Regions from separate parts of the Homo sapiens genome. Here region 1 is linked to region 2. Evidence: chromatin contacts called from ENCODE Hi-C or POLR2A ChIA-PET data. All regions are on one chromosome and are shown on one strand. The core of a region is the stretch at or near the end of the contact, and the rest is flanking DNA. Distances in the headings are between cores, read along the strand shown.

Evidence for each region. A loop is a pair of places that touch in the nucleus more often than their neighbours do. ChIA-PET counts read pairs that join two places held with the same protein, here RNA polymerase II (POLR2A). Pooled maps may share reads with other maps.
Region 1: a loop to region 2 is called in a map of sigmoid colon, with 2.5 times the contacts of the local background. The contact joins two enhancer-like sites. A Hi-C loop is called at or near these places in 1 of 168 maps with a recorded cell type or tissue (sigmoid colon) and 1 of 50 pooled maps. POLR2A ChIA-PET finds 5 or more read pairs at or near these places in 1 of 52 experiments (BJ).

What each region holds. Positions count from the first base shown.
Region 1 is chr2:106,029,086-106,032,366 of GRCh38, reverse strand. No RefSeq gene overlaps it. Among named protein-coding and RNA genes, the nearest start is that of ECRG4, 35 kb to the left of the region's middle. Within about 2 kb of position 1,771, at least 18 of the 41 ENCODE cell types and tissues checked have a DNase peak (open chromatin) inside an H3K27ac peak, as active enhancers do; they include sigmoid colon, where a contact is called at or near this core.
Region 2 is chr2:105,371,878-105,374,996 of GRCh38, reverse strand. It overlaps FHL2 (four and a half LIM domains 2), which reads left to right. Exons shown (of 7, transcript NM_001318895.3): 4 at 1,264-1,438. It also overlaps a transcript of C2orf49 not described here. Among named protein-coding and RNA genes, the nearest start is that of FHL2, 26 kb to the left of the region's middle. RefSeq lists an enhancer at 823-1,102. Within about 2 kb of position 1,401, at least 21 of the 41 ENCODE cell types and tissues checked have a DNase peak (open chromatin) inside an H3K27ac peak, as active enhancers do; they include sigmoid colon, where a contact is called at or near this core.

The DNA of each region.
Region 1 (3,281 bases), core at 522-3,021, 660 kb before region 2:
AACACCACATGTTCTCACTCATAAGTGGGAGCTAAACTTTGGGTACTCATGGACAAAACAATGGCAACAATAGAAACTGGGGAAGAAACTGAGGCAGCAAGTGTTGAAAAACTATTGGGTACTATGCTCAGTACCTGGATGGTGGGATCAATTGTACCCCAAGTCTAAGCATCACACATGTATACTCATATAACAAACCTGCATATATGCCCCCTGAATCTAAAATAAAAGTCTAAATTACGGCCGAGTGTGGTGACTCACGCCTGTAATCCCAGCACTTTGGGAGGCTGAGATGGGCAGATCACTTGAGGTCAGGAATTTGAGACCAGCCTGGACAACATGGTGAAACCCCGTCTCTACTAAAATACACACAAAAAATTAGGTGGGCGTGGTGGCTGATGCCTGAAATCCCAGCTACTCTGGAGGCTGGGGCAGGAGAATCGCTTGAACCTAGAGGCAGAGGTTGTGGTGAGCCAGCCGAGATTGGGCCACTGCACTCCAGCCAGGGTGACAGAGCGAGACTCTGTCTCAAAAAAAAAAAAAAAAGTCTAAATTATTTTTTTAAAAGATATTTTTTCAAGGCCAAAAGTCTTAATGGAAACAGCAGCAACTGATTCCTCAGTGTACCTGAATCCATGGACTTTGTTAGTATGTAAACAGAAGTGTCCAGTTGCTTAAGGCCTGTAAGGAAATAATAAAGTGAACAGAGAATGGGGGAGAATACAAGATCAGCTTTCGTCAGAGCAAAAAATAATTTTTTAATACTTCATTAAAATAATTAGGCCAAGCATGGTGACTCACGCCTGTAATCCCAGCACTTTGGGAGACTGAGGCGGGTGGATTGCTTGAGCCCAGGAGTTTCAGACCACCCTGGACAACATGGTGAAACCCTGTCTCTACAAAAAAAAATACAAAAATTAGTGGGGCGTGCTGGCACATACCTGTCATCCTAGCTACTTAGGAGGCTCAGGCAGGAGTATTGCTTGAGCCCAGGAGGCAGAGGTTACAGTGAGCTGAGATCATGCCATTGCACTGTAGCCTGGGTGACAGAGTGAGACCCTATCTCAAAAAAATAATAATCACAGTTAAGAGAAACGCAGGTAAAGAGGCAAAAACCTGTTACTGATGGGATGCATTGGGAGATGGTGTGGAATTCCCACTGGGTACAGCACCATTTGTTTATGAACAAAGATTCAAAGGTAAAAGTCCACCTTCCATCTCTCATGAACTATTTCACAATTACAACGTTCCATGTAGTGTGATGCAAGTTTTCAACACCCTGATGCTGAGAGCAGCTGGCTGGGGGTGGAGTGGGAGGGGAAGACGAGTGGGGACTGGAAGGGACAGTCCCCGCCAGTCCCACACTCATCTCGCTGAGTAAAGATGAGCCCCTAAGCCACGGGGGCCTCTGCTTGGCTAGTTGCTCTGCCAGCCCATTAATACTCGACTACTTAGTACAGGGGCCCGGACAGGGACAGTGCCACCCCAGGCCTGGACAGCACAATGCCAGGTAGTGCTTCTACTGTGCTGTGCCTGATTCACAGGCCTGATGGCTTCTCCAGGAGTCCCATCCTGAAGGCACGAGCTAGTCTATTTCAGGCAAGTTCTTCCTGTTTTCCAGCAGTCTCTGACTTACTTGGCTCCCCTCCCTCCTTCCTTACATTCCAGGCACAGATCTGTTTACACAACTGTACTTGATCTGAGAGAACAGTAGATGCCAGAAAAGGAAGCGCAAGCTCCCGCAGCTCCCCAGCACCCCTGCCTTCTTCCTCACCCACCCTTCCCTTCCCGCTCTTTCCCCTCTCCCCTTCCTCCTTGCCTTACTCACTGTTCATAAAATCTTTGGATCAGCCACAGAATCACATTCTGCAGCTTGAATCAAGATCTCCGGTCTCAGAGGAGACAACGCTGCACCCTCTGCTGACCTAGAAAATCTCCCCATCCTTCCTGTACATGGCATGTCTATTTTTAAAAGCCAGGAATAATTTTCTATTCCAGAATTTTCAATTGCAGTTTTTAAAATCTACCTAAAATGACACGGATGGATCTCAAAGTATCATGTTATATATGAAAGAAACCAGACGTTCAAAAGTACACTGTATGATTCTATTTTATATGAAGTTCAAGAACAGGCAAAACGAAGCCATGGTGATAGAGGTCGGAACCGTGGTTAAACCTGGAGTGTGGGGTATTGGCTGGAAGAAACGCAAAGACACATTCTGGATGTGGGAAATGTTTCATATCTTGATCAGGGTTGTGGTTACATGAGGGGTGTGTGTGTGTGTGTGTGTGTGTGTGTGTGTGTGTGCGCCTAAAAAGTCATCAAGCTGTACACTACATTGTGCACTTTGTATAAATTATATCTCAAAAAAGTACAGGAAAAAAGTTTCCCTGAAGTGAATGGACTAAACTGTGAATGCTGAGTGCAAAATAATAGATAGAAATCCCCCAGAGCCCTTCATTGAACAGAAGCCCAGAGAGGCTAAATGGCTTGCCTGCAGACACACAGCCAGTTAGGGCCAGACTCTGATAAGAGGCAACAGAATATGCTGCCTAGTTCCCTATGGCTGGGATAATTTCTTCTATCTAGGTAGTTTTCTTATTTTCAAAGGGAAGTTTTAAGGCATTTTCTTACTGGAAGGGGGTTGATCAGATTACAGCACCTGGACCCATCTATTCCATGAGATGTAGGTCAGAGTATGCTTAACACCTCATTCTACAATCTGTGGATGTCCACACCCTGCCCAAGATTTTTGCTGGGAAAATTGGAGTGGTGGGGTGTGTCAGGATTTACTCCTTCTCCTGTTCATATACTGTCAGGTCCCAAATCTCTGTTCTTCTCAGACTAAAAAGAAAAAAAAATACAGCTTCTTCTTTGATTTCCACATAGAGTCACAGAGCAGATATTTATCATGCATTTTAATCCAGCCTTCCTAGATTTGAGACCTTGAACACCTGGGAGTCTCTGTGGAGCTGGTTTGCTGTGCTAGCCTCTCTTGCCTCCAGGGCTCAGGCAAGTCTCCCAGGGAAACAGAGAGATGAAATCACCAGAGACCCTGAATCAGGGGTAGTGACACTGGTGAAGGTGGTGGCAGCTACACACAGGTTTCAGAGAGAGCAGTGGCAGGACCTTAGGCAAGGTGGCCTATATCCTGCCATAAAGGTTATCTCATCAGCTGGCTCCGGATGTCTTGGAGAAGTAACTCGGCTGGTTAACCCTAAGGGGAGGTGAGGTACGGAGGGCATGGGTGTTGGTGGGAGACCAGGCAGCCACAGAGGTG
Region 2 (3,119 bases), core at 152-2,651:
TAACAGAGACATCGTGGGCAGGCTCTTCTTCAGGGCCATCGCGTGAACAGCCCTCCTGTGCCCTGTTCAGGATACCTACCAACTGGAAGCCTGCCCAGGAAACCGTGCAGAGCCTAATACTCTGTTTCTGCCTCATGTATAAATGGATGATGATTTGGGGTCAGAGCTGGGAACACAAAGACAGCAATAGAAACATATCCTTTCTAAGATAAAGCTGGGCATAAAGAGATTGTTATTTTAATTTTGTGTTGGCACTTTAAAAATGCCGTATGTCATTTTTAAAAGGCAAATATGGAGGGTTCTCTTATTCCTCAGGCAAGATGAAGCCAAGTGTGGAGTCGAGTTTTCTGCGGGGCTCCTTTCTCTCCCTCATCTTTTACTCAAAAGCACACGTCTGTCTTCTCAGGGCCTCTCTCATGTGTGCTCAGTTTTTGTCTCACTTCTCCCACCCTCACGCCCCTCCACTCCCACATCCTTACCCGTCCCCCAGTCTGAGCACTTCACTCTCCTGTTGAAAAGCAGCTGTCCACTGCCTTCAGGATCAATGGAATCTCTACACAGACATAAAAGGCAAAAAGGCAGCCATATCTTCCAGTCCAGCCAGGCCGGGGGGCCCTCCCACCTCGCCCCTGGCCTGTGGTCCCTCCAATCTGACATGCCCCCCGTCCCCAGATCTTCTGTGTCTGTGCTCTTTCTCTGCCTGAAATTCCCTTCCTCCCCCAGCTCACGGCCACCCACAGAGGTAGCACCCACACACACAGTCTCTCCTGACCGTCTCCCACCAAACAGTCCTTGGGCCTCCTGTGAACATCCCGACACCCAGAGCCTCTCTGCCATGCCGGTGACCACAGTGATCTGAGTTGGGCAGGGCTCCCTCAGCCAAGGATGTCCTGCAGTCTGTTTCTCTGTCACCGGATGTGGTGTGAGACGAATTGATAGGTGTTCATGTTTTCTGTTTCTCTTTCTTGCAGGCAATACATAAGGGAAATCCCTTTGTTTTTTAGAAGCATCTCTCACACACAGACATGTGCATACATGCACATCTGTCTAACCTGTTGCTCTAAAATGCAGCAAGAGAAAAGCAGCCTAGTCTTAATTGATTTCAGCAGTTAGGTGGTCCTGGGGCATGAATGTGGGTGCGCCAGGGTGCCTCGGCCCAACTTCTTTCCTTGTTTGCCCTGCAGATTCGCAAGGGGCCCCTATGCTGTGGGTCCAAGCCCTCCTGTCCTGCCTCTGACTGTCTTGTGTGGTCTGGCCCCACAGGACTTGTCTTACAAGGACCGGCACTGGCATGAAGCCTGTTTCCACTGCTCGCAGTGCAGAAACTCACTGGTGGACAAGCCCTTTGCTGCCAAGGAGGACCAGCTGCTCTGTACAGACTGCTATTCCAACGAGTACTCATCCAAGTGCCAGGAATGCAAGAAGACCATCATGCCAGGTCAGGAGGCACTCCTTTCTCATGCGTGAGCCAGTCTAGCTTCAAGCCTTGTGCACGTTCCTCTGACCCCCTGTTCACATTGACTTGGTTCCAGACACTCGTGTTGACTTTCCAGTTTGACCTTGAACTGCAGAGGAGTATTTAGAGTACTTACGAAGCAGGGACATACAGGTTCTATCATGGGCAGTAACGGGATCTTTTTGCTGTGCACGTGGGGCAGTGTTATGCAGTCAAATTGTTAGAGTAAGAAAATGGTGGGTATCCCCCTTAAAAATACATCTCCTGCATCAGCCCCCACTCTCCCACCACCATAGATAGTTTCTCTTTTCTTCCCTTCTACCTGCTGAATTTGTACTCATTCAGTTATTTCACCAAGTGTGCATGGTGCCCTTGCGTGCCAGGCACTGGGCTCGAGCTGAGCATTCGTAGGGTGTGAGCCGAGGTGCACCTGGTCCTCTGCCCTTGTAGAGTTGGTGTTCTAGACGGACAGTCAAAAAGGGCACAGCCGCAACTGGGCCAGGTGCCGAGGATGGCAATAAAGGTGCCTTGTGTGTTGATGGGACTGTGTCCCTCATGGTTTTTTTGTGTGTGTATGTGGGGGGAGTTATTTGTTTTGTTTTGTTTTTTATGTAGGAGAGCAGAATCTTTTATTTTAAAAAGCAAAGTGGACAAAAATATGTGGAATTTCAAAATACAGAAAGAAGCTGGGTGCGGTGGCTTATACCTGTAATTCCAGTACTTTGGGAGGCTGAGGTGGGTGGATCACTTGAGGTCAGGAGTTTGAAATCGGCCTGGCCAATGTGGTTCAGTGGTGCAATCTTGACTCACTGCAACCTCTGCCTCCCAGGTTCAAGAGATTCTTCTGCCTTAGCCTCCTAAGTAGCTGAGACTACAGGCGTGCACCACCACACCTGGCTAATTTTTGTATTTTTAGTAGAGATGGGGTTTCATCATGTTGGTTTGCTTTGTTTTTGATAATAAAGAAATACTGAAGAGACTGACATATGGGAAATAGTTTAGAAATATATGTAGGATGCCAGGTGTGGTGGCTCACCCCTGTAATCCCAGCACTTTGCAAGGCTAAGGAGGGCGGATCACGAGGTCAGGAGTTTGAGACCAGCCAGGCTAACATGGTAAAACGCTGTCTCTACTAAAAATACAAAAAATTAGCCGGGCATAGTGGCGGGCGTCTGTAGTCCCAGCTACTCGGGAGGCTGAGGCAGGAGAATGGCCTGAACCCAGGAGATGGAGCTTGCAGTGAGCTGAGATCACGCCACTGCACTCCAGCCTGGGTGACAGAGTGAGACTCCGTCTCAAAAAAAAAAGAAAGTTATGTAGGATAAGGAATAATCATTTTTTAAAAAGGCAAGGAGGTAATCTGACCTTTGGTAAGATGGTTTCTTACTGCCACTACATTTCTCTGGTTAATATAACTTTAAAACAACTGTGACACACTATGACAGGGAAGAAAAATGCCCAGGCTGACACAGTCCCAGCCCTGTTGGCAGCTGTAAGGGAAAACAGCTGGAAGGGCTGCATGGTGACTTTAGATGGGGCAGCTCCAGGCAAGAAGGCCTCTTCTAAGATCATGTGGATCCTGCAGAGGCTGGAAACTCGGGCCCCAGTGCTGTGCGACAGTGCAAATGAGAATTGAAGCCCGTAGAAAGCCAGGCTGACCTGT